2 separate regions of the Homo sapiens genome follow, and region 2 is linked to region 1. The links are chromatin loops, found by intact Hi-C in ENCODE. Cell type or tissue: thyroid gland. All regions are shown on one strand. Links, peaks and the distances in the headings refer to the core of each region. The heading gives the core; the rest is flanking DNA.

The links. Peaks named below come from ENCODE experiments on the same cell type or tissue, not always from the same donor. Only the 100,000 strongest peaks of a DNase experiment are listed, where the experiment ranks them.
Region 2: it touches region 1 in a loop (2.0-fold over the local background); 5 of 110 quality-filtered maps call a loop at or near these places.

The regions. Positions count from the first base shown.
Region 1 is chr19:20,548,426-20,563,510 of GRCh38, reverse strand. ZNF737 (zinc finger protein 737) reads left to right here. Exons shown (of 4, transcript NM_001159293.2): 2 at 9,676-9,802; 3 at 10,941-11,036. The region is part of intron 2 of LOC105372316 (a long non-coding RNA gene); the gene reads right to left. Among named protein-coding and RNA genes, the nearest start is that of ZNF737, 9.8 kb to the left of the region's middle. In thyroid gland, for the core only: a CTCF peak has its summit at 5,310 (motif pointing left); a DNase peak (open chromatin) is centred at 5,310; H3K27ac peaks cover 517 bases.
Region 2 is chr19:20,607,361-20,622,445 of GRCh38, reverse strand. LOC105372318 (a long non-coding RNA gene) reads right to left here and starts at 11,190. Exons shown (of 2, transcript XR_936412.4): 1 at 10,591-11,190; 2 at 4,351-7,387. ZNF626 (zinc finger protein 626) reads left to right here. Exons shown (of 4, transcript NM_001076675.3): 4 at 1-2,507. RefSeq lists a silencer at 8,345-8,603. In thyroid gland, for the core only: no CTCF peak of the experiment used is centred there; DNase peaks (open chromatin) are centred at 8,065, 8,615, 9,005 and 11,465; H3K4me3 peaks cover 923 bases; H3K27ac peaks cover 5,025 bases.

The DNA of each region.
Region 1 (15,085 bases), core at 1,443-9,442:
GTCTCAAAAAAAAAAAAAAAAAAAGTAAGCACTTCCTTCTTATGTAAACACTGTGTTTGAGTAATTTCCCTGGATTTTTCTAACACTTAGTTTCAAAAACCAAGTGAATAACTCTGACATGGAAATCAAAGCTTGAACCTAGTGACTCCAAGCTAAGGCTGATATTAAGCCTGCAACAGGATGTTACTAAAGACTCAGTTTTTTTCTGGGGAGCCTCCCCTGCACATGTCCCAGCCTGCTCACCCCAGCCATAGAAGGAGGCTTTATCCTGAGAGAAGCTACAGAGCCCTGGAAAGCTGGGGCCCCACAGGCAGATGCAGCTGAGGTTAAGATGAAAGGAAACTTAGAGGGTCTTATTGATGATGAAGTTGTTATGTTTTGTGGCACTTTCTACACTTTGTAAAATAAAAAATATTAATTTATGTTAAAAAAATGAATTCCAAAAAAAATTGCAACAGCAGAAAATACCAACTAATTTAAGATCTTTATGGCTTGCAAAGATGTAAGCAGAAAAGGGCTTTCTTTTTTAGGGAGGAGCAAACAAGATTAGAAAGGAGGTGGGAGGTGAATGGCAAACGGAGAGTGAAAAAGTCATATTTTAGATCAGAGGATGTCTTACCCTGAAATCAGCATGTTCTTAGGAGGGACATAAAATGGGGTTGTATGCTGACTCAGACTGAGGGTAGCTCAAAGTTCAGGAGCCTGAGGGAGGGAGATAAGCTTAAGAAGAGTTCGATTAAGGGATATTTTATTTTAGGCTAAGTGTGGTGGCTCATGCCTGTAAACCCAGCACTTTGGGAGGCTGAGACAGGCGGATCACCTGAGGTCAGGTGTTCAAGACCAGCCTGGCCAACATGGTGAAATCCTGTCTCTACTAAAATACAAAAATTATTGGGAGGCTGAGGTGGGCAGATCACCTGAGGTCGGGAGTTCGAGACCAGCCTGACCAACATGGAGAAACCCCATCTCTACTACAGAAAAAAAAAAAGAAAAAGAAAAATCAGGTATTGTGGTGCATGCCTGTAATCCCAGCTACTCATGAGGCTGAGGCAGGAGAATGGCTTGATCCTGGGAAATGGCTTGAAAGTTTGTGGTGAGCCGAGATCACACCAGTGCACTCTAGCCTGGGCAACAAGAGTGAAATTCCATTTCAAAAAAAAAAAAAAAAAATTAGCCAGGTGTGTTGGTGGGTGCCTATAATCCCAGCTACTTGGGAGGGTGAGGCAGGAGAATTGCTTGAACCTGGAAGGCAGAGGTTGCAGTGAGCTGAGATTGCTCCACTGCACTCCAGCCTGGGTGACAAAGTGAAGAAATATTTTGAGCGCTGAAGACAAATTCAGCTGATTTTTTTAATGAGAAAAAGGAGAAAATGTGCAGTGTGTGTGTGTGCCTGTGTGATAGATAAGAAAAGAGAGCACTAAGTCATAATGGGAACAGTGTTTCTTTCCATAAACTGTTCCTGGAGCACACAAAAGATGGAGAATTTTATTAATCACAAATATTTTCCAGGATTATCTGTGTGTTTCATCTTTCCCCATCTCTTTTATTCGTTCTGTGCATTTCTTCCATTTGGCTTTTCCTGGGCTGCATCTTATATATTAAACTGTTAAACATCACTGCAGTGGTTTGCTGAGTTCTGTGAGTAGCTCTACCAAATTATTGAACTTCAGGGAGGTTATGGGACTCCCCAGTTTTTAAACAGTAGCTCAGAAGCATAGATAAGCCCATGGGGTTTGTGATTGGCATCTGCAGTGAGGACAGTGTTGTGGGACTGAGCCCTGAATCAGGGTCTGTGTTGACTCTCGGTGGTGTCAGAATTCAAATGTTAGACAATGAGTTGGTGTTGGAGAATTGTTTAATGTTCAGCAAACTCTACAGATTTGGTGCCAGGAAAAAGATATCACAGAAGTCTGGCCTGGAATAAAACTCTAGGTGTTTGGGAATGGGAGCTCTGCTGTCTGGTCACAGGCTGTCACACTGCCCATTGTCCTGTGATTCCAGGTCTTCTCCCAGGGTGACAGAGGACTGAAAACTTAGAAGAAAGGAGCTCTGATGACAGACCCCCTTTTCCCACAGCTGCCACCACAGGATTCCCACCCACTCACAAACACACACACTAGACATTGACATGTCCACCCTCCTCCCAGGAGTAGGCACCACCCTCAGGACCTTCACCACGGCGTTTTTGATCCTAGTGTTTCTTGCCAAGAACCCACAAGTCTCTACAAGTCTCCTGGCGTATCCCCACCCCCAGACACTAAATCTGCAGCAGCAATCTGTTTTCTCCACCAACCTAGCATTTTGAATCAGCTGTTCATAATCTCATATGTCTGCGTGCACACAGTAATAAATCAGAGTACAGCTGCACCAGGACAACTATCTGTAGCAAAAATCAGTCCTCTCACCTACATTGCAATCTCTCCCACCCAGGGATTTAATTTTTTCTTTTAGCTTTTATTTTTGTTTTGGGGTACACATGAGTTTGTTTTGGTGCATGGGGGTTTTGCGTGCAGATTATTTTGTCACTGAGGTATTAAGCATAGCACCAAACAGGTATGTTTTCTGATTCTCTTAGTCTTCCACCCTCCACCCTCAACTAGGCCGCAGCGTCTGTTGTTCTCCTCTTTGTGTTTGTGTGTTCTTATTATTTAGCTGTTACTTATAAATAAAAACATGCATTTGGTTTTCTGTTTCTACAGTATTTTCTTTTTCTTTCTTTCTTTTTTTTTGGAGACGGAGTTTCACTTTTGTTGCCCAGGCTGGAGTGCAATGGTGTGATCTCGGCTCACCACAACCTCCGTCTCCCAGTTTCAAGTGATTCTCCTGCCTCAGCCTCCTGAGTAGCTGGGATTACAGGCACATGGCACCACACCCAGCTAATTCTGTATTTTTAGTAGAGATGGCTTTTCTCCATGTTGGGCAGGCTGGTCTCGAACTCCTGACCTCAAGTGATCAACCTACATTGGCCTCCCAAAGTGGTGGGATTACAGGCATGAGCCACTGCGCCAGGCCTCTGCATTTGTTTTCTAAGAATGATGGTCTCCAGCTTCATTGACGTTATTGCAAAGGACATGATTTTTTTTTTTAATGGCCACAGAGTATTCCATGAGGTTTATATACCATATTTTATTTTGACTAAATCTTTTATTTCATTTTATTTTTGGAGACAGAGTCTCCCTTATTGCCCAGGCTAGAGTGCCATGGCATGATATTGGTTTACTTTAGCCTCAACCTCCCTGGCTCAAGCAATTTTCTCCTACCTCATGTTCCCAAGTAGCTTGGACTACACGCGGGCATTACCACACCTGGCCAATTTTTTTTTTTTTTTTTTTTTTTTTGAGACGGAGTCTCGCTCTGTCGCCCAGGCCGGACTGCGGACTGCAGTGGCGCAATCTCGGCTCACTGCAAGCTCCGCTTCCCGGGTTCACGCCATTCTCCTGCCTCAGCCTCCCGAGTAGCTGGGACTACAGGCGCCCGCCACCGCGCCCGGCTAATTTTTTGTATTTTTAGTAGAGACGGGGTTTCACCTTGTTAGCCAGGATGGTCTCGATCTCCTGACCTCATGATCCACCCGCCTCGGCCTCCCAAAGTGCTGGGATTACAGGCGTGAACCACTGCATCTGACCATACCATATTTTCTTTACCCAGTCTACCACTGATAGGTATTTAGGGCCTGTCCTTATCTTTGCTATTGTGAATAGTGCTGCAGTGAACATGCATGTGGATGTGTCTTTATAATATAATAATTTATGTTTCTTTGGGTATATACCCAATTATGAGATCCCTGGGTCAAATGATAATTCTGTTGTTAGTTCTGTGAGGAACCGCCACACTGCTTTTTACAGTTGTTAAACTATTTACACTCCCACCAGCAGAGTATAAGCATTCCGTTTTCTCTGCAACCTTGCCAGCATCTATTATTTTTTGACTTTTTGAAAATAGCCATTCTGACTGGTGTGAAGTGATATCTCGTTGTTGTTTTTCTTTTAATTTCTCTAGTGATTAGTGATGAGCATTTTTTTCAAGTACTTCTTAGCCACATGTGGTTTTTCTTTTAATTTCTCCCGTGATTAGCGATGAGCATTTTTTTCAGGTACTTAGCCACATGTATATTTTCTTTTGAAAAGCAGTGTTCATCTTTTTTGCCTACTTTTTAATGAGGTCGTTTGGTTTTGTCTTTTAAACTTGTTTAAGTTTCTAATAAATTCTGGATATTAGACCTTTGTCAGAGGCAAAGTTTGCAAAAATTTTCTTTTATTCTGTAGGTTGTCTTTTTCCTCTGTTGATAGTTTCCTTTGCTGTGAAGAAGCGCTTTAGTTTAAATAGGTCCCATTTGTCAATTTTTGCTTCTGTTGCAGTTGCTTTTGGTAGCTTCCTCATGAATTCTTTGCCAGTTTCTGTGTCTAGAATGGTATTTCCTAGGTTTTCATGCAGTGTTTCTTATAATTTTAAGCTTACATTTAAGTGTTTATCTTCAGTTGATTTTTGTATATGCTGTAATGAAGTGAGCTAGTTTCAGTCTTCTACATAGTGCTAGGTAGTTATTCCAGCACCATTTATTAAAGAGAGAATTCTTCCCACATTTCCCTTGTCAGCTTTGTCAAAAATCTGATGGTTATAGGAGGGTGGCATTATTTCTGGGCTCTCTATTCTGTTGCATTGGTCTTCAGCCTGAGTCTCTCTAGCCTGGCTTATCATTGGGCCATCAGCCCAGGGTCACTGGAAATTCCCTCACAATCACCTGGGTGTCTTTGAGGCATTTGAGGATGTTCAGAGCAGAATTGTGTTAGGCTGATAAGAGTGGTTAATTCTGCTTCTGTCTCAGTGTAAGGGAAATGAGTCATCCTGTGTTTTTTCATCCCCTCATACAAGAGGTGTCTTTGGTTGGTACCCAGATGAGAGTTTCTCCAGTTTCCTAGTACTTGGATGGTAAAGAAGGAAAAGATCTGGAGACCCAAATGGATAAACTAGTTGCTTCCATTTTATATGGCCATTAAAAAAAAACTATGCAGCAGTCTTTTTTCCTACAATCCAGAAGCTTTTAGTCTAGACTAGCAACTGGATAAATAATTGAATTGTGCATCATATGGTTGGTGCAATACATAGATGTGTCCAACACCTTGGGCTTTATTTAGGCCACTTTCTTTATATTTTTGAGACTTCTGATGTCTACATCTGAAGGCATATTTATGAACAGAAGAATTGTTATTATAGGTTCTTTTTTTTTTTTGAGACGGAGTCTCTGTCACCCAGGCTGGAGTGCAGTTGTGTGATCTTGGCTCACTGCTGCCCTCTGCTGCCCTGGTTCAAGCGATTCTCCTGCTTCAGGCTCCTGAGTAGCTGGGATTACAGGTGCCAGCCACCATGCCCAGCTAATTTATATATATCTTTTTTTTAATCTTTGTATATTTAGTAGAGATGGGGTTTCACCATCTGGTCAAGCTGGTCTCGAAATCCTGAGGTCGTGATCCACCCACATCATCCTCCCAAAGTGCTGGGATTATGGGCATCAGCCACCACTCCTGGCCATATAATTTCTATTTCTTTTACCTTGCTACATGTACATATTTATTTTCTAATAAAATTACCCTAGAAAAGCTGGGCATGGTTGCTCATGCCTGTAATCCCAGCACTTTGTGGGGCCGAGGCAGGTGGATCACAAGGTCAGGAGTTTGGGACCAGCCTGGCTAATATGGTGAAATGCTGTCTCTACTAATAATACAAAAATTAGCTGGGCGTGGTGGCATGCACCTGTAGTTCCAGCTACTCAGGAGGCTGAGAGAGAAGAATCACTTGAACCCTGGAGGCAGAGGCTGTAGTGAGCAGAGATGGCACCACTGCACACCAGCCTGTGTGACAGAGGGAGACTGCATCTCAAAAAAAAAAAAAAAATTACCCTAGAAAACCTTAAAGGATTTGTTTAAATTGCGTATTAGAATGTAGTACAAAGTTGACAGGGCAGTGGCTAGAAAATACTAAAATTACAGAAACTCTGGGATTTAAGTTTTCTTTTTTTTTTTTTTTAGGTAAGCTTAGAAAAAACAAAACTGGTAGTACTGCAGTGACATAGAGAGCAGAATTTTACATAGGGTCCTCACCCTGAGCCAGACCCAGACCTGTTCAGATTCACCCTTTTTGGAGGCCTTATTTAGGTCTGACCCTATCTTGTAGTCTTGCTTCAGATAACTGATTAGAAGAGATCAAAGTTTTGGCTGGTGAATCCTGCTGCCTTTCTAGAGCTGGTGCTCACAATTTCCTGAAACCACAAACAGATAAATGGGATAAATAAAGTATGTATTTTAGGGTCCTAGTTTTTTAATCTTCTATTAAAACCAGTGCTTGCGGAGACATTTATTTAGAAACTTGTTTTCTATTCCTGCAGATCCAGTAGTTGCTCCATAAGTCACAAAAAAGTAAATATAAACAGAATAAAATTGTCTAAACTACATTAACCTCTTTCTTTCTATCTCTTTCATCTGGCTATATTTAGCTTTTATTCTGTACAATTTTAAAAAATTGATGAGAGAGAAACAGAAGAAGAAATAAAAATGCTGGGCCCTTTAACTAAATCTTGAAAACTATTAAACCCTTAGTACCAGCTCCCCGGGTGTTATGAGAATTAAATCACCTAATGTGTTATACCCAGCACAGTGCTCTGTATCATACTATTGTGCACATAGTACCTGTTTAACAAACAGTGCATTAGTACATGTGTACATGTTGTTTTTTAAAAACAGACTTATTCAGACATTGCTGCCTTGTTTCCTCTGTAAACTTTAAAGAGCCATCAAATAATATAAAACTTTAGGATGGAGATGGGTTGTCCTTGTTTGTATGAGAAGTATTTGGTTGTGACAAGAGTGCTAAGTATAAGGGACTATGTGCTGTGACTGCTTCTCTGACTAATGGTAATAATGAGCCAATGGGGAGCAACATCAGCATTGACAGGGAACTTGTTTTTGAAACACCCATTCATGGACCCTTTTCAAACCTGCAGAATCACATTACATAAAGTGGAGCTAAAATTACCAAGTGAATTATAAGCTCGTTAAAGCTTGAGAGGCAATGCTTAGCTTAGCTCGTTAAAGCTTGAGAGGCAATGCTTAGCTTAGTGGTTATCAGCCCAGGCCTCTCATTAGGATCACATGGCCAATTTGCAGAAATCTCTTGTGCCCTCCCCACAGCTTCTGTTTATTGTTCTGGGTGGAAGCATCCATGTTGTTTTAACGAAGGGCCTTATGTGACTGTAAGGTGAGGCCAGAATCAGGTATGAAGGCTGCAAAATACATTCATGAGCGTTAAGTTCCACCTTTGCACTAAAGGGTGGCCACAGGGTCTGTTCTGTTTGGGTTTGGTAGGGACAGGTCAGTGGCACATATTTCCATTACTGTAGCAGAAATGGATGGTGTCTGTGGTAGGGGAGGGCCCCTGAGGACAGGAAAGGAGAAACTTATATTTTCATCTTTATGGAGCAGCTCATTTTTCCTGAACCTCTTCTGTTTTAAAGGACAGAAATGGGTGGATTTTTCTGTCTTTTTCTGCCAGTTGATGTCATGCTAGCAGGTATACTTGTGGTACTGACACCTTTAAAGGCATATTCTCAAGATTCAGGTGTAATTTGTCCAAAGAATCTCATCTGAGAAGGAATTCCAGTGAAGGAGGAGATAGGAGAACAAAAAAAAAAGGCTTTTCTTTAGGTAAACGTGCCTCAGCTGAAAAGCTGTGTCCACTCTGCCTTCTGGACTGCCATGCGTTTAGTACTCACAAACCTTTACTTCTCTACTTGTGTTTCTCCTCCCTAAGGAGTTTGGTTTAAGTACTTCTTAAAATTCTTACGATAGTCAAAGGTGTCTGAAAAATGTTTCTTTGCTGTATCCCAGAGCCTTTTCTTCATTCTCTACATCATAACTTCTCATGTTCTATTGGGGAAAACTGTGGTCCTTAGTAAAGATGGAGAACATGTAATGTTGAGGCTCCATTAGTGTGTTCCATTAGCTGTATGCCGAACAGGATTAAGAAATTGCTTATTGGCCGGGTGCAGTGGCTCATGCCTGTAATCCCAGCACTTTGGGAGGCTGAAGCGGGCAGATCCCGAGGTCAGGAGATTGAGACCATCCTGGCTAACACAGTGAAACCCCGTCTCTATTAAAAATGCAAAAAATTAGCCAGGCATGGCAGTGGGTGCCTGCAATCCCAGCTCCTCAGGAGGCTGAGGCAGCAGAATAGCTTGAACCTGGGAAGCAGAGGTTGCAGTGAGCCAAGGTTGCGCCACTGCACTCCAGCCTGGGCAACAGAGTGATTTTCCATATCAAAAAAAAGAAAAGAAAAGAAAAGAAATTCCTTATTTAGATTGGGCGCAATGGCTCATGCCTGTAATTCCAGCACCTTGGAAGGTCGAGGTGGGCAGATCACCTGAGGTCAGGAGATCGAGACCAGCCTGGCCAACGTGGTGGAACTCTGTCTCTACTAAAAATACAAAAACTAGCCGGGCGTGGTGGCAGGCACCTGTAATCCCAGCTACTCGGGAAGCTGAGGCAGGAGACCCACTTGAACACAGGAGGCGGAGGTTGCAGTGAGCCAAGATCATGCCATTGCACTCCAGCCTGGGGGACAAGAGTGAGACTTTGCCTCAAAAAAAAAAAAAAAAAGAAATGCTTATTTAAATGGGATGCCATTTATTACCCAGAAAGTTCTGAAAAAACTTATTAGGACATACCTGCTCTTTAGGGTGCTAAATGAAGTCTATTTAAAATTACTACTAAAAATTACAGAACACAGGAGTTATCTGTATTTTGAGGTTTGCATAAAACTGATGGTTCTTTATGATTGAATCAGATTTTATTTACTTTTTTAAAAGAGGAATATTTCAACAGTGATGCTGTGTTCTTCTATGTGCATTAGCACAACATAAAAATTTCTTCTAGTGAAGTTAATGGTTAATGATTCACTTGCTTAAATAGCTCTGTGACAGATATTTTTCACTATGTAGCTGATTATTTTTCTCTTCATTATTAAGTATCTTTATGCAGCTGATGTGAATAAACCACCACATTTAATCTGGCAGTTGTCCTTTTTTCTTAATTTTTTCTACATATTTTTCTTTGGAAAATGAAGACTCTTATCTTTGTTTACAGGCCAGAAAAACTGGGAAAAACAGGCTCTTCCACTTACTGGATGTTTGACAAAATATCCTTCTTGGGCCAAAAACATTGACATCATTGGTGAGCTTGTTAGAAATTCAAAAAATCAAACTTTATTCCAGATCTTCTGGAAAAAAACCCTGCATAACAAGGTCTTCAACTTATTGTATATATTTAAATTTTAGAGGTGCCTTCTAAACTCAACATGTCTTTGTCATCTGAAAAATATTCACAGCTCATTCCATATGATGTAAACATAGCACTCAAAAATGTACATGTTCGTGTTCATACCCTTAATTTTACACTTTACTATCTAGAAAAATACATGAACTGATGTTGTGGATCTTATGCTGTTCTTTTTTCTCAGAGAATACTTTAGAGAATATTTCTGTGTTGAAAGTTATTTTATTGGATAATTTTAGTCAGTCCTATAAGTCAGAACCATTTGTCTTTACTCTCTCATTTGAACTTAAGTCAAATTAAAAATTCCACCCTTGGCTACTTGGTAAAAACGTATGTTGTGTGTGTGTTTCAGGGGCCATTGCAATTTAGAGACGTGGCCATAGAATTCTCTCTGGAGGAGTGGCATTGCCTGGACACTGCACAGCGGAATTTATATAGGAATGTGATGTTAGAGAACTACAGAAACCTGGTCTTCCTTGGTGAGAAAAACTTTAATACATAATTCATAATATACACAAAAGACTTTATTTCTCTCTCTTGTAGAATTTTTTTAGTAATTTATTCTTTTATAAAAGAGTTTCAGATCCACTTTTTCAAGAAAATCTTCAGAATTTGTTCATTTAGAAAATAATTTCTTTGGTGCCTCATGCCTGTAATCCCAGCACTTTGGGAGGCTGAGGTGGGGGTATTACCTGAGGCTAGGAGTTCAAGATCAGCCTGGCCAACATGGTGAAACCCCATTTCTACTAAAAGTACAAGAAATTAGCCGGGCATGGTGGCACATGCCTGTAATCCCAGCTAATTGGGAAGGTGAGGCAGGAGAATACCTTGAACCCAGGAGGCGGAGGTTGCAGTGAGTCGAAATAATGCCATTGCACTCCAGCCCAGGCAACAGAGCAAGATTTTGTCTCAAGGGGAAAAAAAAAGAAAAGAAAAAAATTTCTTCAAGATGTTTCATCTTAATCCAAATTTTCCATATTTGTGAGGTGAGCTGTAATCTTCACTCCAAATTAGTGGTAATTCCAGAAATTTACTGACATAAACTATTGTAGCTTCCACCTGAAAATCTAAATGCCACCACCAATTTTTGATTCAGTAGTACCAGGAAGGAAAATTAAGAAACCTACAAATTGAAAGTATTTTCTTTCTTTTTCTTTTTTTTTTTTTTTTTTTTCGGGGACAGAGTCTCACTCTGTCACCCAGGCTGGAGTGCAGTGGTGTGATCTCAGCTTACTGAAACATCCACCTCCCAGGTTGAAGCAATTCTTCTGCCTCAGCCTCATGAGTATCTGGGACTACAGGGGCAAGTCACCGTGTTTGGCTAATGTTTGTATTTTTAGTAGAGATGGGGTTTCACCATGCTGGCCAGGCTGGTCTCTAACTCATGACCTCGTGATTCACCCACCTTGGCCTCCCAAAGTGCTGGGATTACAGGCGTGAGTAACTGCACCTGGCAAATTTAAAGTATTTTCTAAATATTTAGAAATTTCTGTTATAAATTTGTATTTTGGTATTAATTTACTATAATATTTTATTACATTGTCTTTGCGAGCACATTACTAGCTTGTAATTGGAGAATATGAGCAAGATTCATGTTATTTATTTTTAATAAAACAGGTATTGTTGTCTCTAAGCCAGACCTCATCACCTGTCTGGAGCAAGGAAAAAAACCTTTGACCATGAAGAAACATGAGATGGTAGCCAACCCCTCAGGTAGGTGCAAGTGAAAATGAATATAGCAGACGACACAGATAAGAGGTCCCAAAGTCAAAGAGAAAGCCAGTCCTTAAAGTGTGATTTGGGAAGCTGTGCTCCAAAGAAAATAGTTCCTGGGAGCTGTTTTTTTTTTTTTTTTCTTTTTTAAATTTTGCTCTTATAAAGGGGCATCTTCTGCTTATGCTTTTAAATTCTGTAAAAATTCTACTTTTCTTTCGGTGAGCTCCCTTCAAGTTCACAGTGAGAGCCAGAGTCCTCTTCATGGCATATAAAATACTGCACAGTCTGGCTGCTTTTTCATTGTTTTGGGGACACACAAATATCTGCATGATTTTGAGAATTATTTCTCTTTTTGCATCAGGTCTGATGTGTGAGAGTAGTAGTTTCTGTCCAATTTTTTTGTTTATTTTTCTATGTAGTCCTTTCTATTTTTATTACTATTATAGTCTTGAAATATAGTTTGAAATTATACGTATGATATCCTTCTGCTTTGTTCTTTTTTTTTTTCAAGATTGCTTTGGCTATTCAGAGTTTATTTTCATGTAAATTTTAGAATTGTATTTTCCATTTCTGTAAAAAAAAAACACTGCAATTTTGACAGGACGTTTATGCAATCTATAGATCACTTTGGATAATATGAAACTTTAATAATATTTATTCTTTCAATCCCTAGACATAAAATATTTTAAAATTTGTTTGGATCTTCTAATTTTTTCATTTTTTTATTGTAAACATTTTCTTACCTTCTTGGTTAATTTTTTTCTCAGAAATTTATTATTTAATGCTATATTAAATAAGATTTTTTCTTCCTCTATTTTATCAGATAGTTTGTTTTAAGCGTATGAAACAATACATGTACTTGTGTGTTAATTTTATATTTTGCTAATTTACTCAGTGTATTCATTAGTTTAGACAGGTTTTAATGTACTGTTTATGGTTTTTAAAATGTAAGATGTATGATCCACAAACAGCAACTTTTACTTATTTTTCTTCAATTGCAATGGATTTCTTTCTTTCTTTCTTTTTTTTTTTTTTTTTTTTTGAGATGGGGTTTCACTCATGTTGCCCAGGCTAAAGTGCAATGGCGTGATTTCGGCTCACTGCAACCTTCGCCTCCTGGGTTCAAGCAGTTCTCTTGCCTCAGCCTGCTGGGTAGCTGGGATTACTGGTGCTCACCACAACACCTAGCTAATTTTTTGTATTTTTTTGGTAGAGACTGGGTTTCACCATGTTGGCAAGGGTGGTCTCAAACTCCTGACCTCAGATGATCTGCCTGCCTCGGCCTCCCAAAGTACTGGAATTACAGGCATGAGGCACCCCGCCCGGCCCAATTGTGTGGGCTTCTATGTAGGCAGAACTGACCATAAACTGTGGCTCAGGTAACCGAAACTGAGTCATTGAACCTCTTCAGGGACCCCAGTAAAGGCCAAAGTCTGCAAGCCTGCCTACATTGCTGTAAATGGGTGCCTTCATCCAGGTCTCTGGAATGGCAGGACCTCTGCCAGACTGTGGCTGGGAGTTTGAGCTGGTTACAGAGTAAGTTCAGAATTCTCTGTGGGACCAACTTGGGTAAACCCTATCCTGGTCTGTAGCCATGAACAGGGGTACTGTAGTTTCCCACGTGAATGAGAGCCTGCCTTCTGAATAGAACACTTCTCAACCTTACGCTTTAACAGCATTTCACAACTCCCACCCTAGCTCTCAAATCTCCCTTAGAGGCACTTATTTTGGAAATGGCATCTTGCTACATCTTTGATCTGGTCTTTGAGACCCAGGCTGGTCTCAAAATCCTGGCCTGAAGCAATTTTCCAACCTTAATGTTCCATGGAGCTGTCATTACAGGTGTGAGTCATAATCCTGGTTCTCTCATAAAGGTATTTTTGTCAGCGATGGCTGACTTGTTTTGCTGTAAGGGAATATGAAAATAGGGCACTTTTAATCTTTTCATTTTACTGATGTCACTCTCCCTATATATTTTTACTTTCTATGTTCTCTTTCAGATTTGTCTGTAATTTTAGATTCAAATATTGAAGACAATATGCTAGAATTTGCATGATATGCCTGAAGTAAATTACATAATTAGTAGGCACCCATAGTTACTAAAATAGTTATTTATAAATTTAAATTTGCTGCAGGTAAAAAGGAATTATAGGATGTTCATCTACTTTTTTCAGCCTATATCTCCATAATAAAATAGTTTATTTCCTAATATTTGTTTTACATATCAGAGGGTCTAACCCCATTCTACAAAATATATATTTCTTATTTAACAATGTAAGGGTACTCTTTGCTTCCAATGTTTGATTACAGCAGTTTCATTTTGTGTAAGAATACCATATATTTAAGACATTAAAAGGAACTAGTTTCTTTTAAATGCTAATTTATTTTCTCATTAGAATCTTCTATTTATAATTATACTGCATAATCTCTGAAATTTTACTGCCACACAGTGCATGCTAATGATTCAGAATACTTGCATTTTGTGAGTACACACCAACAGTTAAATATTGCAGTTATCTAGAATTTTTTTTTTTTTTTTTTTGAGATGGAGTCACACTCTGTCACCCAGGCTGGAGTGTAGTGGTATGATCTTGGCTCACTGCAACCTCCACTTCCTGGGTTCAAGCTATTCTCATACCTCAGTCTCCCAAGTAGCTGGGATTACAGGCGTGTGTCACCGTCCCCAGCTAATTTTTGTATTTTTAGTAGAGATGGGGCTTCACCACTTCGGCCAGGCTGGTCTTGAACTCCTGACCTCAGGTGATCTGCTCATCTTGGCCTCCCAAAGTGTTGAGATAACAGTTTTGAGCCACTGTGCCCGGCCTGACAATTTTTTTTTAATTATACTTCAATGTTGCATACAAGATTTTATGAGTAAACATTTCTCTTATTGTTGTTTTGAAGTTTTGAACCCCTCCGAGGTTCAAGTGATTCTTCTGCCTTGACCTCCTGGGTAGCTGGGACTACAGGCATGAGCCACCATGCTCAGCTAATTTTTGTATTTTTAGCAGAGATGGGGTTTCACTATATTGGCCAATGTGGTCTGGAACTGCTGGCCTCAGGATTTGCACACTTTGGTCTCCCAAAGTGCTGGGATTACAGATGTGACCTACTGCCTCTGGCCTCAGTGTAGGTTTCTTAAGATTAGTTTATTGGGTGTTTTGGTTTTACTTATGTATTATAATTTTAGACAATTTGCAGTTCTTTTTGTACACTTTAAGTCAATTTAAGGTTTAATTAAGAGATAAATTATGCATATCTATCATAATCAGATTACATTTGTATGTGTATTTATCTATAAATATGACCCCAATTTTAGTTATGGCTTATATTCTTTCTTAGCTGATTTTTGATGGTAGTTTTATCTTGTCTAAGTGAGTACTTATGGAGATAGTCTTATTATCACCATGTGTTTAACAATGAATATATATTTGCTTTTGTGAGAGACACTTCTATGATTTGAAAGTAAATTTCAAAAAGATACATAATTGTTTTTTTTTTTTTTTTTTCAGTTTTTCTTTAAAAAAAATTGCTTAAAAACACGTAATATAAAATTTACCACCTTAAATCTATTGAAGTGTGCATTTCAGGGCCAGGCTTGGTGGAGGCTCTTATTTGTAATCCCAGGATTTTGAGAGGCCAAGACTGGAGGATCCATGGAGCCCAACAGTTTGAGACCAGCCAGGGCAACATATGGTGACACCTCTCTATAAAAAATAATAATAATAATAGCCAGCCATAGTGATGTGCAGCTGTGGCCCCAGCTACTTGGGAGATTTAAGGGAAGTCAAAATTGTACAACTACACTCCAGCTTGGGTGACAGAGTGAGACCGTGTCTCAAAAAAAAAAGCTGTTCATTTCAGTCATGTTAAGTATATTCACATTGTTAAGCAAAAGACTTTTAGAAAGTTTTCATCTTGTAAAACTAAAAGCCATTGACCATTAAGTAACAACTGCTCATTTTACCCTCTCTCCAGCCTTTGACAGACAAACCTTCCACTTTCTGATTTTATGATTTTGACTACTTAAGATATATCATATATGT
Region 2 (15,085 bases), core at 4,275-12,274, 56 kb before region 1:
CATTAAAATGTAAGATGCATGACGAAAATATAAGTGGAGAGGCTCATTGTAGTTAACCTATATTAAGTAATGTTTAAGGTAGGTGTTCAGAGTAATACTTTTCTACATTATACTGAGAGAAAGAAATTATAAATTAAAGTATATCAATTATTTTACTAATTTTACTGTTACGTAATAAAATGCAATATATTTAAAAATTGTTAGATGATGTGTGAACTTAACTTATATTTTATTTACTTACTTAACTTTTCTTTTGAGATGGAGTCTTGCTCTGTCACCCAGGCTGGAGGGCAGCAGTGCAGTCTCAGCACAATGACTGCAACCTCCACCTCCCAAGTTCAAGAAATTCTCCTGCCTCAGCCTCCCGAGTAGTGGGGACTACAGGTGCGTGACACCACGCCTGGCTAATTTTTATATTTTTAATAGACATGGGGTTTCCCCATATTGGTCAGGCTAGTCTCAAACTCCTGAGCTCAAGCGATCCACCCACCTCAGGCTCTCAAAGTGTTGGGATTATAGGTGTGAGCCAATATGTCCAGCCTAATTTTATTTTATTTTTTACCATCTTAAAACTATTGTGCATTTAATGAAGCATTATTATGCCACTAACTTTAACCTATCCGGCCTTACTCAAATGGTGTAAGCAAAAGATGGAAGAAGTATACTATTTGGTATGTAGTGGAATGTCATCACTAGTAATCACTTTGCCAGTAAACTGCAAATGAAGAATATTGTTCCCGTTAGTTAAATTTTTAATCTTTTTTCTTAATTTATTATTACTATCTGTGAGTATATAGTATGTGTATATATGTCTTATAGAGAATATTTTGATTCAGGCATACAATATGTAGTAATTACATTAGGGTAAATAAGGTATCTGTCACCTCTAGCATTTATCCTTTCTAATCCAAACAGTGTAATTATACACTTTTAGTTACTTTTAAATGTCCAATTAAATTGTAATTGACTACAGGGTGATTTTTATGGTCATAATAAAAATTATACAGAAATATAAATAGAATATGGGCTGGACGCAGTGGCTCATGCCTGTAATCCCAGCACTTTGGTAGGCGACGTCGGGCAGATCATGAGGTCAGGAGTTCAAGACCAGCCTGACCAACATTGTGAAACTCTCTACTAAAACAACAAAAATTAGTTGGGCATGGTGGTGCACCCGTATTCCTAGCTACTCGGGAAGCTGAGGCAGGAGAATGGCTTGAACCTGGGAGGTGGAGGTTTCAGTGAGCTGAGATAGCACCACTGCACTCCAGCCTGGGTGACAGACGGACACTCCATCTCAAAAAGAAAGAAAAAAGCCAGGACAGTGGCTTACACCTGTAATCCCAGCACTTTGGGAGGCCCAGGCAGGTGGATCATGAGGTCAGGAGATCAAGACCATCCTGGCTAACACGTTGAAACCCTGTCTCTACTAAAAATAAATTAGCTGGGCGTGGTGGTGGGCGCCTGTAGTCCCAGCTACTCCAGAGGCTGAGGCGGGAGAATGGTGTAACCCAGGAGGCAGAGGTTGCAGTGAGCCGAGATCGTGCCACTGCACTCCAGCCTGGGCAACAGAGCAAGACTCCGTCACAAAAAAAAAAAGAAAAAATACGGCCATGTGCAGTGCCTCATGCCTATTATCCCAGCAATTTCGGAGGCTGAGGCAGGTGTGTTGCTTGAGCTCAGGAGTTCAAGACCAGCCTCGCCAATGTGGTGAAACCCTGTCTCTACTAAAAATAGAAAAATTAGCCAGTCATGGTGGCGCACACCTGGAGGCTGAGGTAGGAGAATCACTTGAACTTGGGAGGTGGAGATTGCAGTGAGCCAAGATTGTGCTGCTGCACTCCAGCCTGGGTGACAGAGTGATGAGACTCCTCAAAGGAAAAAAAATTACATTTCTGAGTCCTGAAAAATTATTAATAAATATTTGTTATATAGTTTCTTTGAACATGTGGTCACTCTGCCTGCAAACGTAAAGACTTTTAATTTTCATAGAGTGAAATATACACATATTCCTCTGAAGATAAACCTTAGGTGTAAGAAAATTATGAAATGAGTGTTTGGTAAATATGCATTTGTACATATTTTCAGAAGAAAACGCAATTATTGGAACAAAATAAGTTTTTAGGTGATTAATGGAAAACTAAACACCTTGAATATGCTGAAAGCAAATGTATACTTTCTGCTTTGTATGGAATTTATTAATATAAAATTTTATGGCTTATGGCTCGGATTCTCCCCAGAATCCGTGTATTAAAGCACAGGCAACTTTGTCTCCAGAAATAACACTCTTGAGTACAACAATAAAAGCCCTCTTCAAACACACTCAAAAAATTATTTTTAACGCTTATTTTAATAAAAATTTAACCAAAATTGAATAATTGGATACATTTTTATTGTTCTATGTGTGTGTGAATGTATAAAATGACACATAAAGGAATAATAATTTAAGCCAGAAAAAAAGATGTTAGTTAATATTTGTAATGAATAAAACTGGAAAGTAGTTATTATTTGCAGATGACATTTTTGTTTATGTAGATAACAAAAGCAGTAGAAAGACTATTTTAAAAGTTTATTCAGGTGGGTAGGCAACATTTTAAGATAATACCCTGGATTCCCAGTCTGTTGCGCACCTGCTGTGTAATACTCTCGAGTGTAAAAAAGTGTGTGACTGTGGTGGGACATCACTCATGAAATTACGTTACTCATCTGTTGACTTCGTGTTTACCAAAATGGAGATTATCCTGATTGTGCTAAACTTAATCAGAAGTGCTTTTAAGAGAAAGAGACACATCATAGAAAACACCCCTGCTGGCCTGAAAGTAAGTGACTTCTAGGTGAGCCATGTTGTAAGCTGCTTATGGTGGCCACATGGCAGGAAACGTATTTGTTTATTGTCATCATTCCTGCCTTCTGCATGTTGCTTCCAGTAGGGAGAATAAGAGGATCCTATGGCAGAGGGGAAAAAAAGGGAATCTCATTCATGCAAGAAATAATCACCTCTCACCTGGGATAGCTTAAGAAAAACAGGAGACCACAACAGGTCCACATTAATGAAAGGAAAAAGGTAACCTGGGTAAAAGTGCTCACTGGCATTATGGAACTACATTTAGTAAGCTGTAGTGAATGATCAGCCTCTGGGATACCAATAGTCTACCAACAAGGCTGAACTCATTCTAATTCAATCAGCATGTCTGCACCATTCTGGCGACCTAGTTTTATACTATTCATTACAGAAATACCATGAAGACCAGTGGGTAATGTCCTAGAGTTGAACTTACATCAAATCATACCTAACTGTTTTCATATTTGAAAAACCTTAAAAACAATGAATTCATAATTCTATTGTAAATGATTTTACTATACTGTAGTAAATGATTAAACTGTAAACAATATGAATAATTCTTGAAAGCATAATTATGTAGACAGTTTCTTTTAGATTAACATGATAAAACAATTAAAGAAAACATTCCAAATGGGATAAAATTAATCAAAACTGCATATTTTCAATGACTTGGCTTAATTATCATGCTTTTGGAAATGGCCAGATGACTAACAAGAAATAAAAACAAGATTTTGACTTTGCTCATTGTTTTTGACCTTTTGAAGTCTAAAATCCTGGCTAAAGTATTCAAAGGGAGTATTTTATAGTTGGCTTCCTGGGGTTTCCAATGCAATAAAGAATTTTGATAGGAAAATGCACACTATATACACATTGCTCTTCTCTGATTTGCTTTAACGCTGAAAAATTGAACATTTTAAATGTAGTCTCAACTTAGAGTAAATTAACAAAAGATTTGTTTTTCAAAAAAAGCAAATGTATAAAATTAATAGGTAACAGACACCATTAGCTGCTCAAAAATAGTATGACTAAATTCAGTAAGTAGCTATGCAAATATCAGCCCAATTAAATGAAGACCCTAATAGGTGCATGTGGAAAGCATTGCTGTGCAGTGTGGTGCCTCCACTCAGCATTTTCTTCTGCCTCTTTACAGAGAAACCAGTTTCCCCTGAGTGACTCAGGGTGCATACTGGGAACTGAGAATGCTGTGTTCAGAGTGATTACTGAAAACATGGTTAATACACTTCTTTCATATGATAATAAAATGTTACAAATCTTATTCTGCCTCAGAAAAGCTTTTAGTTAAAGATTATCTGTAGTACTCAATTTAGCTTAATGGAAAATGTAAGTACTCCAGATAATTCAGACACTTAATGAAATCCCATAAAACATATTTGAATAAGATAAAGTCTTCTTGGCTAACAATTTTATATTACAGGTAAATTTAGAAAAAAGTAGAAAAACAGTACTTTTATTGCAGTAAACTGAGGAATTAAGAGACCAATACGGAGTACAGGAGGATTTTTTATTTTAGTTGTGCACCGGCTCAGAGGATTCACATCCAAAAGCTGAGCATTGAACACAGAGTGGGGTTTTTATAAGCGGCCTTTCAGAAGCAAAACAAAAGCAGTTAATCATACAATGACAGGTCATGTAATCTATAGTATAACATTACTTGTGACCTAGCCAGTGGCCTTGTAGCTGCATTAGAAGGAAAACAAGAACTGGCGAAATACAGACATTTGTAAAACATAATCCTGCTTAAGAAGCCTGGGAAAAGAGTAACAGTAAAATAACTTGTCTTTCTCTTTTTTTTTTTTTCCTTCCTTCAACCTTGCTCTGGAAGGGAGGGGGGTGCCTGGAGTCCATTCCTTTGGCCTTGGCTGTACAGACAGCGTTATCTTCTAACTGTTCTTGAAGTGAGCTGCTAGGCAGAGGAAAACGTGTTCTTTTCTTTTTAATCCTTGTCTTGCCACATTCTGGGCCTTAGCTTTTACTTTTCTTGGAGTGAATAATTGTAATACTTATTATTTTTAAATGCTTGCCTCAGTTTCCCCTTTCTGATGCCTTTTATGAAAGAAGTTTAATAGAAGTCATCACTATTACTTAGTTCTGCCTGAAGAGACAAGTTTTCTTCTTTAGACAAAGCTTGATATTTACACAGAGTCATGAGCTGTGTGGTAGTTTGCCTAGCTACTATTTCCTCTATAGTTGATTGAATGCTTCTAACAAGCAGATGTAAGACACAAGGGAGTATTAGGCAGTTCCTAGTATGGCCAGAACCACCCTTATTAAAATCTTGAACCCTGTGAAAAATGAAAACCAGCCTCCAAAGAGAGAATCTGGGGACCACCCTTTCCAAGTTTGAACTGGAATATGGGCTAATTTTCTCATTCTTGCAGTTATTTCCATAATTGCTTTTCCATTGTCATCAATTTCCAGGCAACAATTAGTTAGATTGAACTTTCCTCATACTCCTCCTTCCTGGGCTAGGAGGTAATCTAAAGCTAATCTGTTCTGATAGTTAGCATTTCTCATTTTTGTGGTTTGCTGGGCCAGTAAATCTAATGCATTTGCTCTTTCATTCATGATGATTTCAAGTACTGCCTGCAACCTTATGATGTGGTTAAGCATGTAAATAGGAGTGCAGTATCCCCGTGACCCATCTTGTGCCCAGGTAGCTGGCCCATAGTGTTGAATTATTCTTTCAGGGGACTTCCCTATGTCTTCCCAATCTCCTATTTTTTATATATTTTTTATGGCTGCATCTCTTTTGTTTCTTCTTCTAACTTCATCATAGACAGGATACCCTAAAGTTTTCCCCTGTTGCAGTGGGAGCAGGAAGAAAGATGGTCTAATTGTTCCAAGCACACAGCCCCCTGTCCATTTAGCTGGCAACTGTCAATATGCTTGAGGCCCACAGATCCAGTAAAGACCGGGGGTGCTTGCCAAGTATTTGGAGCTGCAAGTTGATACCAAGTGTAATTTAGAGAAGAGAAATGGGAGAACGAATTTGGATGATGTGCTTTGTAGTCATCTCTGTCCCACCACAAAGTTTTCCTTAATGGTTCATTATAATATTGCTGTCCTAAGCAGGTTTGTTCTTCTACTGGGTCTGTAAAATCCTTTCCCCAGCAAGCAACACAGTATCTCCCAATAATAGAAGTTTTTAAGAGCCAGACGCTTGAACCTGTGGGCATCTGTTTGGGAAAAGAGTCAGTCAGAGTAAAGTTATCTTGAGGCATTAACTCTTTTACTTCCCAAGGCCATTGGTCTCCCATGTTAGTCCCTTCACAAACATAACATGAGGAAACGCCTAGGCTGCTGGCAGTGTTTTCAGCCAGCTGAGCAAATAGGTTTTTGCCTAAAGGAGGAGGCTCTGGTAACTTCTGGTTTATATGCTCAAAGAATGACTTAAAGACTCAGAATTGCTGCTGGGCTGACTGCTTGGTTTGAGTCCTCTTTAGAATATACAAAGTTATTTTAGTTTTTTGACCATAGCTTTGTAATGCAATGGAGTAACCTGTAGTCCATATAGGTAGATCTGGCTTTAAGATAGTAAGACTTACAGGATTGCAAGTGCTTGTCTTACAATCCAGTTTTGCTGGTACTTTGATGAGCAAGATTGGCTTTGACCTCGGTGATGATCAGTCAGTGAACTGCATTGTACAGTTCCAGCAAGCTATTGCTAGGGCCTTGGAAGGACAAACAGAGGGTGCACACACAATTTTGTACTGGCAGTTTGTATAGTACTCTGTAGGACCAGAGATTGTGAGATAGTTTGGGTTCATAGATGTTAACTGACAAATATCAAAGTATATGCATATAGCTCCAGGAAGAGAGGCTTGGGTTTGACCTATAAAACTTCTTTCCTTTGACTCAGTATGAATCTCCAACCGAGTCCCAGGTAAAGACTCAGGGTCACAGCATATATAAGGCTGACCATTTCTTGGGTCACAAATTGAATAGGTGGTCTGATTATAAGTACAAGTTCCTAATCGAGTCCCTGTACACTCATAAGTATAGTACAATAGGGTTCTAGTTATACTGTTCCCTAATCAAGTAGTATGTGTACAGTGGAGACACCCTTCTATAGGTGTTTATTCTAGAATGGTTAAGAGGAGTAACAACAACAAAACAATGTACAGCATATTCATATCCAGCAAGGGCAAAAGAGGTCCTCACCTGGGAAAAAGGTTGAGCACAGGGACAGAACAACAGTCAAACAGTTAGTATACAGTAAAACTACTAGTCCTAAGATTTCTAACTGCATTTACTTGCTTGATGAGTCCTCAAGCTTTGGCCGTGCATAGACTAGTCAGCTTCTGGTGTGTGACTAGAGCAGGGCTTGTTGTTTCCTCAAGCTTCAGCCATGCATAGACTGGTCAGCCTCTGGAGTGACCAGAGCAGGGCTGTTGTCCTCAGCAGCAGCTTGGTCTCGCCTCAGGATCAGCCAGGTTGGATGATCTGGGTCCTGCTGGCTGGTTCACTTGTCCTGAGCTGCCGGTTTTAGCCGACTGTGGTGGATCCAAGACACAGCACCTGAAACTTTAACAGCAGTGGGAGTGGACAAGATTACAGTAGAGGGCTCATCCTATTTGAGTCCTAGAGAAATTAGATTCTACTTTTTAACCTAAACAGTCACCAGATTTAAAGGGGTGTCAGGCTTATAGGCATTTTCATGTACCTAATTCTAAACACTTTGTATGGCTATTCCTAAAGCCTGCATCTCTTTCTTAAGGTTAATTCCCCTACTTACTGGAGGGCACCTTTAATTTGACTTTTGATTTGGGGGTGCCTGACTGAACAAAATCTTACTGGGCAAATACCCAATTTGTTTGGTGGGGGTGCACCTGACTTGGAGGAGGATCATATGCAAACACCTGATTCTATCTCAAATGAATTTCCTGGCAATATTTCTTCAGTAGCTATTTGAGTGTCTGGTTCATGCATTCCACCTTTTCCTGAAATTTGCAGCTAATAGGCTGTATGTAACTTCCATTTTATTTTTAACAGTCTTGTTAAATCTTGCACTATTTCAGCTAGAAATGCCAGTCCATTGTCTGACTTTAAAGTTAGAGACAGTCCAAACCTGAGGATAATGCCTTTAACTTCTAATGTGACCATGGGCTCCTGGAAGCCTAGTGAGAAGGTGCCCGATCTGTCTTAGTCTTTACATCCTTCAGCTCCTGGCAGCCCAATCAGATCAGTATTTGGTTCCTCAAAGGTGCGGCAGCCCTTGACCGATGGCCTCTTTGTCTCGCTGCCTTAGCCATTTCCGTCATTGCCTTCTGAACATTCATCTTTCCAGGGTCCTTTCTTTTTGCTTCTCATACATTAATCTCTTTCCAGCCTTGTCCGGCTCTTGAATTTCTGCCTAACTTGACTTCTTCCATGTCTGCGTCCACGTCCAAGTCCTCTCACATTGCTAATCTCTCTTTCCATAAGAGCTGTTGCCAACAGACTGGCCTTTTTCTTAAACTTTCAATTTACTTTCCTTTTTCCTTCCTGAGTTCTCCTGCTTCTGCAGCCAGCGGTGGGTCTGGGCAAGAGTACGGACCCTACTGACACGCTTGCTGTCTGTCTCTCCTGTTTCTTTCTGATTTCCGTTTTACTTTCTTCTTTCCCTTCTCACACTCTTTCTCCTTACCTTCTCCTTCGCTCTTCTCCCAGTGCCAGTCTCCACCCTCGTCTCGTTCCAAATAGAGCCGGGCTGGGGAGAGGGAGTTAACCCTTGGAATGCCTAGCTGCCACACTTGTTGCTTTTGCATATTGTTCCCTGGTCACAGTTAACATACACCTTGGCCACTTTTATAGACTGGGTGGTATTCATGCCTGCAGCTTCCCCTTGATGTCACCCTGGGCTTGGCTTACAAATGCTGTATTCACCACAGGCTGATTTTCAGCAACCTCAGTGTTAAATGAGGTATAAAGGCAGAATACTTCACAGAGTCTCTTATAAAACTAACTTGGGCTCTTGTCAGCTCCCTGAAGCATTTCTGAAATCTTCCTTATATTAATTGCTTTCCTTCCACCAGCTCTTAGGCCCTGCAGAAGTGCCTCTCGGTGCCTCTGCAAACGCTGAAGCTGAGTTGCATCCTCCGGGTCCCAGTTGGGGTCTTGGTCTGGGAACTGACCCTGAGCGTATGCCTGAGCATTCACTATGTCTGTTGGTGCATGGGCTTCTAGCCAGCGGAGAGCCACCTGTGTCATCCTCTGGCACTCTTTAATGTTAAACAACATTAGGAAAAGCTGCCTGCAATCTGGCCAGGTCGTATTGTGTGTCAGAAAGAGGAATTGCATCAGATCTATAAGAACTTGAGGCTTCTCCATGTTGGACAGTGTATGGTGTTTTCAGTTTAGTAGATCAGTAATTGAAAAGGGCTGATAGATATAAGTCCATTGCCCCCCTCTGGATGTGGCCCTGGTCATCATAATAGATAGGTCCTATCTTCTCCCTGAGAGGCATTTGCACAGCTTGAGCATGGCCAGATCTGAAATGGCCCACTTGACTGTCTTGACTTCCTTCCCTAGCCTCTCAAGGGCCTGATCCTCCCCTTCGAGGAAAGACCTGGGGCGTGTTAGCTCCTGAATCTTGTTCCTGGGGGGGCTGTTGGCCTCGGTAAAGGGGGGTAGGCTGGGACATATGGAGGAAGAACTTCTGTTTCCTCTGGCAGCTCCTGCAAAACTGGCTTCTCTTGCTTTCTCTGGGACTCCCCGTTTAACTCTGTATCTGCCAGTGAAGCTGCTCTTACTTTCACTTTTGGCTTTTTTTGCAATAAGCCATTAAACAGGGCTGGATCTATGCTGGTTTTGTCTATATTATATTTAACCACGAGTCAATATAAAGGAATTTCATCTGGGTACACTGGCAGTCCTCCACCCCCTGTCACCACCCTAAATACATGGCCAATTTTTCCGTCTATAGTTCGTTTGCTCCGCCATCCAACACCAAAAGAGGGCCATTCTAATTCACAGAAAGTTCTCAACCTCTGAGGGGGTTAACTTAACTCTATAATCTATAATCTTAACTCTATAATCTTAATCTTAACTCTATAACCCCTGCAAAACCTTTCTTAAGGTTCTGTAACATGCACGCCAAGTTTTGATGTTTTGATGACTTTCCTCGCACTCCTCCCTTTACGACGCAGCACATTCACTCTTGCACACTCACTCTTCCTCTCATTTTAGCCGACTACACTGTCTCTTACTACAGGAGTTTTCAGATGCTGCTTGGCTTTGGAGAAGTCCTTATTCCCGCTACAACTCTGAGCTGTAGGGCAGTTTCTATTAGCTGTATGTAGATTGCCACTAGTCTTAGTCGACCCCACACTTTCTTGGAGCACACAGTCCACGCTGAGAGATCTGTGACTCCCCACTTCCCAGCTGATGAGCCTAATTAGTCCCCTCCATTCACATACTTTCACACATTTTCAGTTCCCATGTTCATAACTGGGGTGGTGAGCCACTCCCGCCCCCTCTAGTTTCACAGTTGGTGTGGCGAGCCACTCTTGCCCCCTCTAGTTCCCAGTTGGGGTGGTGAGCCTCTGTCACCACCTCCAGTTTCCTAGGCAACTTAGTGAACCACTTTCATGTCCTGTGTCAGCAGGTTGTGAGTTTCATCCGAATCGATGAGCCACTCCCATTGCCCTGAGCCCCTCTGGGTCCGATTATTTGGCATACCCCAGGAGGTGATCAGGCTCCCCTTCTGTCCAAGGGACAGGTCCTGCCTTGGGCCCCCAAAACCTTACCGTGCTTCCTGAAGCACGCTGTTTCTGAAATTGTCCTGTAGCTCCTCTTTAGGTTCTATTGCACTGCTGGGTAGGGGGCACTGGGTGAAAAGACAGCTGATCTCCCCTCCGGGCTGAAGTTCTCCCAGTGGCACCTGGGGCCACAGGTTTCCCGAGGCTCACGCTCCAGTCCCCAGAGGCAAAGGAGACAGTAAGCCTGCCCTCTCTGGTCCCTTCGTGGTCACCAAAAATGTTGTGGTAAATTGAGGAATGAAGAAACCAATACGGAGTACCGAAGGGCTTGTTTATTTTAGTTATGCACCGGCTCAGAGGATTCACATCCAAAAGCTGAGCATTGAACAAAGACAGAGTGGGGTTTTTAGAAGCAGCATTCCAGAAGCAAAAGAATAGCAGTTAATCATACAGTGACAGGTCACGTAATCTATAGCGTAATATAACTTGTGACCTAGCCGGTGGCCTTGTAGCTGCATTAGAAGAAAAACAAGAACTGGCTAAATACAGACATTTGTAAAACATAATCATGCTTAAGAAGCCTGGGAAAAGAGTAATAGTAAAAGAACCTATCTTTCTCTTTGTTTTTTCCTTCAACCTTGCTCTGAAAGGGAGGTGGATGTCTGGAGCCCATTCCTTTGGCCTTGGCTATTCAGACAGTATTATCTTCTAACTGTCCTTGAAGTGAGCTGCTAGGCAGAGGCAAACTTGTTCTTTTCTTTTTAACTCTTGCCTTACCACATTGTGGGCCTTAGCTTTTACTTTTCTTGGGGTGAACAAATGCAGTACCTATTATTTTTAAACTTCTGCCTCACTTTAAGCCAAATAACAGTGTTTGACACGTGAGTCGCACCCAAACAAGTGCTCTTCATGATCATTGTTAAAGCAGCAATAGCAACATGTGCTTTCCTGGGACCTGCTGGCCTGTTTTCCACTGATATAAAGTGGAGAAGGGATTGAAATAGCAAAGGAGGGTGATATAAATTGAATACCTATATGAAATACAATTTTAAATGAAAAACAGCATTTGATGTTGTACAACTCTAAGTGAGACTGTTAGTGCGAGATCATATTTTTACTTGTATTGACAAAATAACCATTCACAATATTCTTATTTAGAATAATATTCCATTTCTCTTGTATATTTGCTAGCTTTTGATCAAATATTTTGGGAACTCAATAGAAATTAACAAAATGAATCTTTATTTTACCCCAAGAATTACTGATGCATATGCTTGTTTTTCTTAAAATTCATTAGCTTTTTATGAAAGATTTATACTTTATTTTCAGTGTGTTGTTTATTGCTTAGAAGTGGCTGTCCTGCCAGAAAACTGCTATTCTCAGCTATACCCACATTGACTAATAGTGAGTGGAAATGAAGTGGGTAAAAAGCAAATTGTCTTCTCTGTATCTTTTTTCACCCTTTGACTGGAGAACAGAGGGATGCAGAAAATGAAAGCATATATAATCCCTGAAAGATCATGAAGAAGCTCTCTTAACCAGACCAAAACCCAGTAGGGGGATTTTTTTTTTTTCTCATTATTGTATTCTCTGCTTCTATGAGTTAAATTTTTTTTTTTTTTTTTTTTTTGAGATGGAGTCTCACTCTGTTGACCAGGCTGGAGTGCAGTGGCCTGATCTCGGCTTACTGCTACCTCCACCTCCCAGATTCAAGCAATTCTCTTGCCTCAGCCTCCTGAGTAGCTGGGATTACAGGTGCATACCACCACACCTGGCTAATTTTTGTATTTTTAGTAGAGACAGGGTTTCACCATGTTGGTCAGGCTGGTCTCAAATGCCTGACCTTGTGATTTGCCCACTTTGGCCTCCCAAAGTGCTGAAATTACATGCGTGAGCCACTGTGCCTGGCGAGTTTAAATTTTTTTCACACTTTACATAGATGTTGGATTATGTGGGCTGGGCACAGTGGCTCATGCCTGTAATCCCACCACTTTGGGGGGCCGAGGTGGGTGGACCACTTGAGGTCAGGAGTTTGAGACCAGCCTGGCCAATATGGCAAAACCCTGTCTCTACTAAAAATATAAAAATTAACCAGACATGGTGGTGGGCACCTGTAATCGCAGGTACTGGGGAGGCTGAGGCAGGAAAATCGCTTGAACCCAGGAGACGGAGGTTGCAGTGAGCCAAGATGGTGCCTCTGCACCACTGCCTGCCTGGGCAACAAGAGGGAAACTCCATCTCTTTTCTGTGCTGGCTTATTTTACTTAGCATATCATTCAGGTTCATGAATGTTGTTGCAAATAACAAGACTTCCTTATTTTTAAGGGCTGAATAAAATTGCATTGTGTACATATACCACACTTTCTTTCTCCATTTACCTGCTGATGCACATTTAGGTTGATTCCATACCTTAGCTATTGTGAGTAATCCACTTCCTTCCCTTTTGTTTATTTTTTTGTTTTGTTTGAGAAGGAGTCTCATTCTGTCACTCAAGCTGGAGTGCAGTGCAGCAATCTTGGCGCACTGCAACATCCACCTCCTGGGTTCAAGTGATTCTAGTGCCTCAGCCTCCCAAGTAGCTGAGATTACAGGTGTGCACCACCACACTTGACTAATTTTTGTATTTTTAGTAGAGGCAGGCTTTCACCATGTTGACCAGGCTGTCTTTCATTTGTTTGTATATTTCTTTCTTCCTTTCCTTTTTTATTTCTAGAAGCATTTTAATTTTAAAATATAAATTATGAAAGTTAAACACCTCCATTTCTCTGTCTTTGATTACTATTATGGCTGATGAAAAAATAAGTTTTTTTGAAATTCCCTGGATAAACGTTATTACTTCATTATTAACATAATGAGATAATATAGAAATGAAAATGAACATTTGTTAGTAAAACAGCAATTATCTAGCTCCTGGTAGTCATTTAATCTCTCACCCGCTCTTTAGAACTTCTATCAAGACAAGAACTCTATTTTTTTCCAAGAGTGTGTGATGTAAAATCACAGTCTTATCTTTTTGTCTTTGTGGCAGGAGTCAGGTATTTATGGTAATAAAAAAGAAGTCTAGATCTTTTTAGTAGACAGATGGTGATGATGGAAGCAAATATAATGGTACATGGTACTTGGCTACATTTCAAATGGGTGATAGTGAACATTCACTGAAGTGTCACAGGTGGCTCTTATATTCCAGATCAAATCTTTGTGAGGAAGGCTCAGCCCACTTGTGTCAAGCATTTCTGGCAGTTCCTAGATACATGGAAAAAACTCACTGCGCTTGTTTAATGAGACCAGAATTAAAAACACCCAGGTGCCAGGTTATTAAAAACATTTTTACCCTTATGGAAAAAAATGTGATGTGGCATGTGGCTTGGTTTGAATAAATCTTCACTGAGCTAAGTAGCTGATTGGATTTACCTAACCTGTAGGAAAAGAAAATGGAAATCACCTCTGAACAAGTTTATTTTATAGGCTTCTTTCTGTACATAGAGATATAAAATACGTGGCTAGATAAACATATACACACAAATTGAGTCACATGGGTATGTCTACGTAATGTTAATTTGTGCATAGGTCCCTCAAAAAAAAGCCTCAGAAATAAAGTAGGTCAGATGACATCTCCACATTCTACCCCTGAAGCTGAGGTAACTTAAATAAGCAAATTAGCAGAGCCTGGGTGATTCCAATCAGCCAATTTGCATAGCCCAGGTGATTCCAACCAGCCAAGTAGCTCAGCCCAGGGCAAACCAATCATACAAATATTTGAATAGTGATTGTGGCTTTATTAAGGCAGGCCCCAAATGGTGGATGTGAACAGAACACACACACTCTGAGGAGACATGCAGGGTGCTGGAATACTAACCTGGACAGATGAGTTACATGGCTTTATTCTCAGTTTATTTCTGCGGCTTTGCCCTTGAAGATAAAGCTTTGTTGATATTTACATAAACAACATTGTATGGTTATGTTCTATTTAGCATGTTATTTACATTATTTAGCAAGAGAAAAAAAATGATTCTACATCAGCATCTTTAGTGCATGTTAGAAGATTAAAAATGTCTTTTGGGGAACGTGTTTTGTATACATAAATATTTAGATAGAAATATTTATAGAATTCTCTATGTGTTTGTCTTCTTATGTATATTTATATCTAGATGTATCAATCTTTGTATTGATATGCATTACTATGAATATAGTAAGATAAAAAGTAACTTCCCCCCAGGCGCGGTGGTTCACGCCTATAATCCCAGCATTTTGGGAGGTGGAGGAGGGCAGATCACCTGCGGTCAGGAGTTCGAGACCAGCCTGGCCAACATGGTGAAACCTCGTCTCTACTAAAAATACAAAAATTAGCCAGGCAGGGTGGTGGGTGAAGGAACCCCAGTTACTTGGAGGGCTGAGGTGAGAGAATCGCTTGTACCCGGGAGGCAGAGGTTGCAGTGAGCTGAGATTGCGCCACTGCACTCCAGCCTGGGTGACACAGTGCAACTCCATCTCAAGAAACAAAAACAAAAACAAAACGAAAAAAAGTAACTTCCATACATGTATA